3 separate regions of the Homo sapiens genome follow, and all the other regions are linked to region 1. Evidence: chromatin loops called from intact Hi-C (ENCODE). Cell type or tissue: PC-9. All regions are shown on one strand.

The links. A loop is a pair of places that touch in the nucleus more often than their neighbours do. Peaks named below come from ENCODE experiments on the same cell type or tissue, not always from the same donor. Only the 100,000 strongest peaks of a DNase experiment are listed, where the experiment ranks them.
Region 2: it touches region 1 in a loop (7-fold over the local background); 2 of 110 quality-filtered maps call a loop at or near these places.
Region 3: it touches region 1 in a loop (5-fold over the local background); 15 of 110 quality-filtered maps call a loop at or near these places.

Annotation. Positions count from the first base shown.
Region 1 is chr3:23,887,435-23,889,934 of GRCh38, forward strand. UBE2E1 (ubiquitin conjugating enzyme E2 E1) reads left to right here. Exons shown (of 6, transcript NM_003341.5): 4 at 133-265; 5 at 1,678-1,825. Among named protein-coding and RNA genes, the nearest start is that of NKIRAS1, 28 kb to the right of the region's middle. In PC-9, CTCF peaks have their summits at 1,384 (motif pointing right) and 1,586; a DNase peak (open chromatin) is centred at 2,107; H3K27ac peaks cover 2,290 bases.
Region 2 is chr3:24,068,008-24,070,507 of GRCh38, forward strand. No RefSeq gene overlaps it. Among named protein-coding and RNA genes, the nearest start is that of LINC00691, 34 kb to the right of the region's middle. In PC-9, a CTCF peak has its summit at 1,199 (motif pointing right); no DNase peak of the experiment used is centred here.
Region 3 is chr3:23,958,011-23,960,510 of GRCh38, forward strand. It overlaps NR1D2 (nuclear receptor subfamily 1 group D member 2), which reads left to right. Exons shown (of 8, transcript NM_005126.5): 4 at 1,661-1,805. Among named protein-coding and RNA genes, the nearest start is that of NR1D2, 14 kb to the left of the region's middle. In PC-9, no CTCF peak of the experiment used is centred here; a DNase peak (open chromatin) is centred at 1,451; H3K27ac peaks cover 2,367 bases.

The sequences.
Region 1 (2,500 bases):
TACTTGTTTTGTAAAGAGAATCCACACAGTAAACAAAAGAGAGGAGAGAGGTAATCTTTCCATCTCTTTTAATACACTGTAAAAATTGGGATAGTGCCACCATCTGCTTATTTGTTGACGTATTATTCACAGTGCTGGTCCCAAAGGCGATAACATCTATGAATGGAGATCAACCATTCTAGGGCCTCCAGGATCCGTGTATGAGGGTGGTGTATTCTTTCTCGATATCACTTTTACACCAGAATATCCCTTCAAGCCTCCAAAGGTAAGAAATCTCCCTGTATGCTCAAATTTACTAATTCCCACAAGAGAGCAACTGTTGAGGTTTTTCTAAATTTAATTTTTAATCACAGAAACTAGATTTATCTTATGTCCTAATAGATCTGAGTATTTTAACATATACAAAACACTTCTTTAGGTTGATTTTGCCTTATCTGGCAGAGACCATTCTAGGATTAAGTGCTTTGTTTTGATGGTGCTTAAAATTGTGCTATTTATAGTAATATTGTCAGCAACCTAGAATTAATCCCCTGTTTTCCAGCCCATAGAGAAATGTTTTTGAACCTTTCTCGAGGTTAAAAATGGTGTCAAGCCAGGTGCAGTGGTGTGCACCTGTAGTCCAGCTACTTGGGAGGATTGTTTGAGCCCAAGAGTTTGAGTCCAGTCTGGGCAACAAAGCAAGACCCCAAAAAAAGGCAGGGCAGGTCAGGGGGCCAAACAACTAGAGAATCAGAATCTCTTCCCAAAGCTTTGGATTCTGTTGTGCTCCCTGTCATGTTTTGGTCTTGTTCCTTTACCTCCAGGCCTCAGTTTTCTTTCTAGGACAGGTGAGGATTGCCCAAGTCACCCATCTCCTGTACTCAATCTATGATTCTCATTCAGTCAGAAAGAAAACCCCGTCTTGGGGATTAGGTAGACTGCCAGATAAAAGTACAACTGCAGCAACAAGAAGTAATCGAAAGTCACTTTTTTAAAAAATTGGTAAAATTACAGGTAATTTTTACTTTGTGTTTTGGTATATTTCACAAATAAAAATTAAGAGACCCAAATAACACCAGCTTATGTGACTTGTGTTCTGCTGTGGTCCTTGCCCATTACTGGCTCTGCATCCATGGACACTCGATTATATAATAGTAAATTCTGTGATGTAGGTAGACAGGATGTCTATAGGACCTGATGTAACGGTCAGAAAAAAGCAGAAATAGACTTCTCTTCAAATTTTGTTCAGCCTTTTGGGTGTAGTCATTGTTTGCTAAGTATGTTGTTTAATTATCTTTATGTACCCATTATGTTGCACTTCAGTTTTTAAGAGGTATTTATGATTCTCAGTATTTTAAAGCTTACTTTGAGGCAGTGTAGTACTACCAGCTAACACAAGAGGTCAGCAAACAATTAGCTATTCAAACTTGGAAATGTTAATATTTAAAAGATTTAAAATTGCTAAAGATGAAATTAGGAAGTACTGAACTTACCGTCAGTGGACATAACATTTTAAATGAAATTGACACAGTCCCTGAGATGGTATCAATGAACACTTTCTAATCAAATTTATTGTCTATCTTCTTGACAGCTTTAATTAAAACTGCTTTTAGTCACCTTCTTAAGGGTCATTCAGTTGAATATTTAGTAACAAGTTTGTTTGCTGTTTAAATATTGTCTGTCACTTGTTTTTTTTAGGTTACATTTCGGACAAGAATCTATCATTGTAATATTAACAGTCAAGGTGTTATTTGCTTGGACATATTGAAAGATAATTGGAGTCCAGCACTAACCATTTCTAAAGTCCTCCTTTCTATCTGCTCACTTCTTACAGACTGTAATCCTGGTAAGGTTCATAATTCTTTACCTTGTTTTATTCTTCCTTACCTGAAAAATACTTGTTTCCAAAAGCTTTCAAAGGACAAAACTAATTTTTCTGCACAAGTTTGTGAATACAAAAACTAATCGGCTTTTCAAAAGAAAGTTTTAATCAAGTTCAGTCTACTAGTTGAGACACACAACTTCATTAATCAGTATATTCTAGCAACAAGGTATTTTAAACTGAAGACTGACGTAAGTTTGCCTTGGGCTTTTAGTTTCAATTATTCTTCCTCCTTTTTTTTTCCTGTTGCTTAATTTCCCATAGAGTTCTTATAAAACAAATCAGACACTTCTAAATGTCGAGTCATCTGCCTGGCAAGCCTCACCTGTGCCTCTGGGGTTCAGTGAGCATGTGTCCCATAGCTGGTCACTGAGATGGCACTCAATTTTGAAAATGGTAGTTGTTAAATACTTAGTGACTATTGAATTGTGACTTTTTTGGGACTTCATTTCATTTAAAAAATATTTTTCTGTAGTCACAGCTACTAGGGTGGCTGAGGTGTCAGGATTGTTTGAACCCAGAAGGTCAAAGCTGCAGTGAGCCATGAGCATGTCACTGCACTGCATTCCAGCCTGGGTGGCAAAGCGAGACCCTGTCTCAAAAAATATATATATATACACATATGTATATATATACACA
Region 2 (2,500 bases), 180 kb after region 1:
ACATTAAATTCAGCTTTTTCTACCACTTTGTAATATAATTGTAGAGGTGGTATTGTGGATATAGTGGCTTAGAAACTGGGCTTCGAAATTATTCTGCATGGGTTTGAATGTCACCTCATCTACTTATTAATCGTGGGGCCTTGGGAAAGTTACTTAGATTTTTTTAAACATTTGTTTCCAAACCTTTACATTGGGATTTATCTAAAATTCGTATGGAAGATGAAGAGTAAAGATGAGGCAAGACTATTTGAAAGATATCAGCGATAGGGAGAGATTAATTCTGCCTGATATTAAGACTACTTATGAAATTATCGCATTAAAATGAAATAGTATCAGCCTAGAGATAGACCAGTAAAAGCAGACTAAGAAAGCAGAACACAGAGCCTAGAAACAGACCTACAACATGTGGGAATGTGCATTAAGTCAAAGGTAGCATTAAAATCAGTGGAGAACACATAGATGGATTAATCAATAAAGGGGGCTCAGATAATTGATGGTTCATATTGGATAAGATAAAATTAGATAACTACCATATGTAAAGATACATTCAGATGTACTAAAACCTGAATGTGAAAAGGAAAATATAGAAAAATGTTATGATAATTGGGTAGGGCGAGATTTCTTATACAAAGCAAAAAATGGACACACACATACACACACAGAAAAAGGGAGGATTAATGTATCCATGGACATTAAAAATAAAGCAAAAACCAAACAAAACTTCTGTTCAACAAATGATACTGTGAGCAAAGACAAACTCAGACTAAGATATTTATAATGCATATAATCAACAGAAAAATGCAATCTATAAATAGAATATATATAAAAGTCACAAATTGTAAGAAAAAGGCAAACAACTCAATAGAAAGTAGGTAAATGTTATAAACTGGCAATGTAGGGAGGAGAAACCTGAATAGTCAAAGCACATATGAAAAATATTGAAACACATTTGTAATTTGGCTTATGAAAGTTGAAACATTCATTAGAAACTATTTCACAACCATCAGACTGCCCCAAGATTAAGAAATTAGATAACACCAAGTGTTTTCAAGGATGTGGAGAAAGTCACTTTTATACTTTGCTGATGGAAGTATAAACAAGTATAACTCATTTGGAGAAAGAAAATAGAAATATATAACAAAGCTGAAGATGAACATACTCTATTTTCATACTCTACACCAGGGGTCAGCAAACTATGGCCTTTGGGCCAAATCTGGCCCGCCACCTGTTTTGTTAAATCAACTCTTATAAAAACCCAGCTGTGTGCATGCTTATTCGTTTATACAATGTTGATGACTGTTTTCATGCTACCTGACAGAGTAATGGCAACAGAGACCATATGGCCCACAAAGCCTGAACTATTTGCTACCTGTCTCTTTACAGAAAAAGGTTTCTGATTCCTGCCCTTGATTTTAGAGAAACTCTCATATGCATACACACTGAAAAATGCCCAAGGATATTCTTTGCTACTGTTTTTGATTAAAAAAATAGGATATATCCTTTTTTCACCAGTAGAAGGGATAAATAAAATGTGTTCTTTTTTCTTTTTTTCAATTTTTTTCTATAGTAGAATACTATACAGTAATTAAAATAACTAGACATGTATGAAATAACTAGTACAGATATCAATATGGATAAATTTCAACATACTGGTAAGTGGAAAAAAGCAAGTTTCAAAATAATACCCACTATTATAACTACCTTGTTCTTCTCCTCCTTGGTCCCATGAAATAATTGTTTTACACAGTGATTGTCAGTGGATTGGAATCATTAGTTATATGTAGGTGGGGAATGATCACTATCATGAATGTCACTATAAATGGAACAACAACATATTGGGTAACTCCTGATGTAATGCATTTATAAAATACACTTTGTCTATGAAATATTTTTGACCAAAAAAATGAAACTAAATCTAACCAAGCTTCTAGAGTTAATTACACTACAGAGTAGCAAAGGGACACATTTGGGATGTGGGGCATTATGCAGGAATATTATGTGGATTTTGCAAATCACAGGGAAATGCTAAAGGGAAAAAAGTGTGCGTGTGTGTGTGTGTGCATGTGTGCTCCTTTAGGTTAAAAGAAACTCAAACATAAACAAATGTAGTGTATTACATTGTTTATACCTTGATTCAAACAAATCAACTGTGAAAGAAATTTTTAAGACAGTTAGGGAAATTGGGTTGTAGTATGGGTTGATATCTTAGGTGTGATAATGTGATTGTATTTATGTTTAGATTTTCAGAGAAATGCATACTGCATACAATACATAGCAGTGAAATTATACAACGTAATTTTTTTGAAGAAGCGATTTTATTTATTTATTTATTATTTTTCTTCCAACTTTTATTTTAGATCCAGGGGATATATGTGCAGGTTTGACAAGGATAAATTGCATGTCACTGGGGTTTGGGTAATAAAATGATTTTATTACCCAGGTAGTGAGCATAGTACCCAATAGATAGTTTTCTATCCTCCCCCTCCTCCTACCCTCTACC
Region 3 (2,500 bases), 71 kb after region 1:
GCATTCTTGAGTTTTCTGTCCTCCCTGGTACCATGAAACTGGAGATCTTTGGAGACCTATCACAGAACATGTACTGGAATTGTTTGTGTGTGGAGTAAAGGCAGCTGTTTGTAGCCATCTAGTTGGGAACTGTCTTTCCTTGGATAGTTAGCTACTCTGTTGGTGTGTGGTGTAACACTTACCTGTTGCTGGCACGTAGTCAGTGATTTCTGTCATGTATAAGTAGGCCTTGCCATTGTCAGCAGGTAATGATCCTGGAAAGACCAACTTCTGTTAATGTAATCCACAATCTAGTGAGGGGATTATAGCTATCAAACATATTTCTCAGTCCACTTTTTAAGAAGTAGTCATTTAGGCTGGGTGCAGTGGCTCAGGCCTGTAATTCTAGCTCTTTGGGAGGCTGAAGCTGTAGGATTGCTTGAGGTGGAGTGTGAGACCCACCTGGGCAACATAGGGAGACCCTACCTCTACAAAAAATAAAAAAGCTGGATGTGGTAGCACATGTCTGTAGTCCCAGCTCTTGGGAGGCTGAGGCAGAAGGATTGCTTGAGCCCGGGAGTTCGAAGTTGCGGTGAGCTATTATTACGTCATTGTACTCCAGCCTGGGTGACAGAGCAAGACCCTGTCTCTTTAAAAAAAAAAAAAAAAAAAAAAAGCCTGGACATGGTGGCTCGTGCCTGTAATCCTAGCACTTTGGGAGGCCAAGGTGGGCGGATCAGTTGAGGTCAGGAGTTCAAAACCAGCCTGGCCAACATGGTGAAACCCTGTCTCTACTAAAAATACAAAAAATTAGCCAGGTATGGTGGCACGTGCCTGTAATCCCAGCTACTGGGGAGGCTGAGGCAGGAGAATCCCTTGAATCTGGGAGGTGGAGGTTGCAGTGAGCTGAGATCGCACCACTGCACTCCAGCCCGGGCTACAGAGCAAGAGTCTGTCTCAAGAAAGCAAGCAAACAAACAAACAAAAAATCAGGTCCGGAGTGGTGGTGGCTTACACCCTGTAAGTCTAACACTTCGGGAGGCCAAGGCTGGCAGATCACTTGAGCCCTGGAGTTCAAGACCAGCCTAGGCAACATGGCAAAACCTCATTTCTACAAAAAATACAAAAATTAGCTGGGTGTGGTGGCGCATGCCTGTAGTCCCAGCTGTTTGTGAGGCTGTGGTTGGAAAATTGAGCCAGGGAGGTCAGGGCTGCAGTGAGCTGTGATCATGCCACTGCACTCTAGCCTGGGCAACAGAACGAGATCCTATCTCAAAAAAAAAAAAAAAAAAGAATCAGTCATTCATACTTCAAGAGTTTTGGAATTTGTAGTGAATAAAAGTATGAGATGGAAAATGTGACTGCAGGCAGGGTCTGGTAACAGGGTAGTGTGGTTGTTGCAAGGGGTGTTTTGGGTAAGGACAAAGAATCTCTGAAGGGAAGAAGAATTTTGTTTGGTTAGTAGGTGTTAGGTGCTTACTCATACCAATAAGAATCGAAATTAAATTCTGTGTGTCAACATTGTATTTCCCTCTGTCCTAAGACATAGTGTTTCCCAGATAGTGAGTCATATACTGGGACTGTAGTTCGTCATATACACTAGATAGGTATGGGAGCAGTGTTTATAAGAAGTTCATTTGGGTGTTTTTAAATGGGTAAGTAAATCTTCCTTTGTTCTTAGGGTTTCTTTCGGAGAAGTATTCAACAAAACATCCAGTACAAGAAGTGCCTGAAGAATGAAAACTGTTCTATAATGAGAATGAATAGGAACAGATGTCAGCAATGTCGCTTCAAAAAGTGTCTGTCTGTTGGAATGTCAAGAGATGGTATGTTCCCAGTTTAAAGAGTGTTCCTAAAGTGTATGGAGCTTGGCTTTTATTCCTCATCATGAACCAGAGCTATAAACCGGTTACCAAGGACCCTCTTGTATTTAAGGTGAAGCAGAAAACATATTTTCATGCTTTACAGGACACCAAATTGATTAAAGTCGTATTTTAGCATTATCATCCCAGAAACAGTTTTTGGCTAAACTTCTGTTGTTGTTGCTTCTTCTAAAAAGAGCCATTTTTTTTCTGTGCAATTTGATTACTTTTTATTTTTTCCTAAAACCAATGGAGTTTAAAAACATTTTTTATATGGCCGGGCATGGTGGCTCACGCCCGTAATCCCAACACTTTGGGAGGCTGAGGTGTGTGGGTCACTTTAGGTCAGGAGTTCCAGACCAGCCATGGTGAAACCCCATATCTACTAAAAATGCAAAAAAAAATTAGCTGAGCGTGGTGGCATGCACCTGTAATCCCAGTTACTCGGGAGGCTAAGGCAGGAGAATAGCGTGAACCCAGGAGGTGGAGGTTGCACTGAGTTGAGATCGTGCCACTGCACTCTAACCTGGGTGACACGGTGACACTCTGTCTCAATGTAGCCTCTATCTCCCAGGTTCAAGTGATTCTCCTGCCTCAGCTTCCTGAGTAGCTGGGATTACAGGTGCCCGCCACCACACCTGGCTAATTTTTGTATTTTT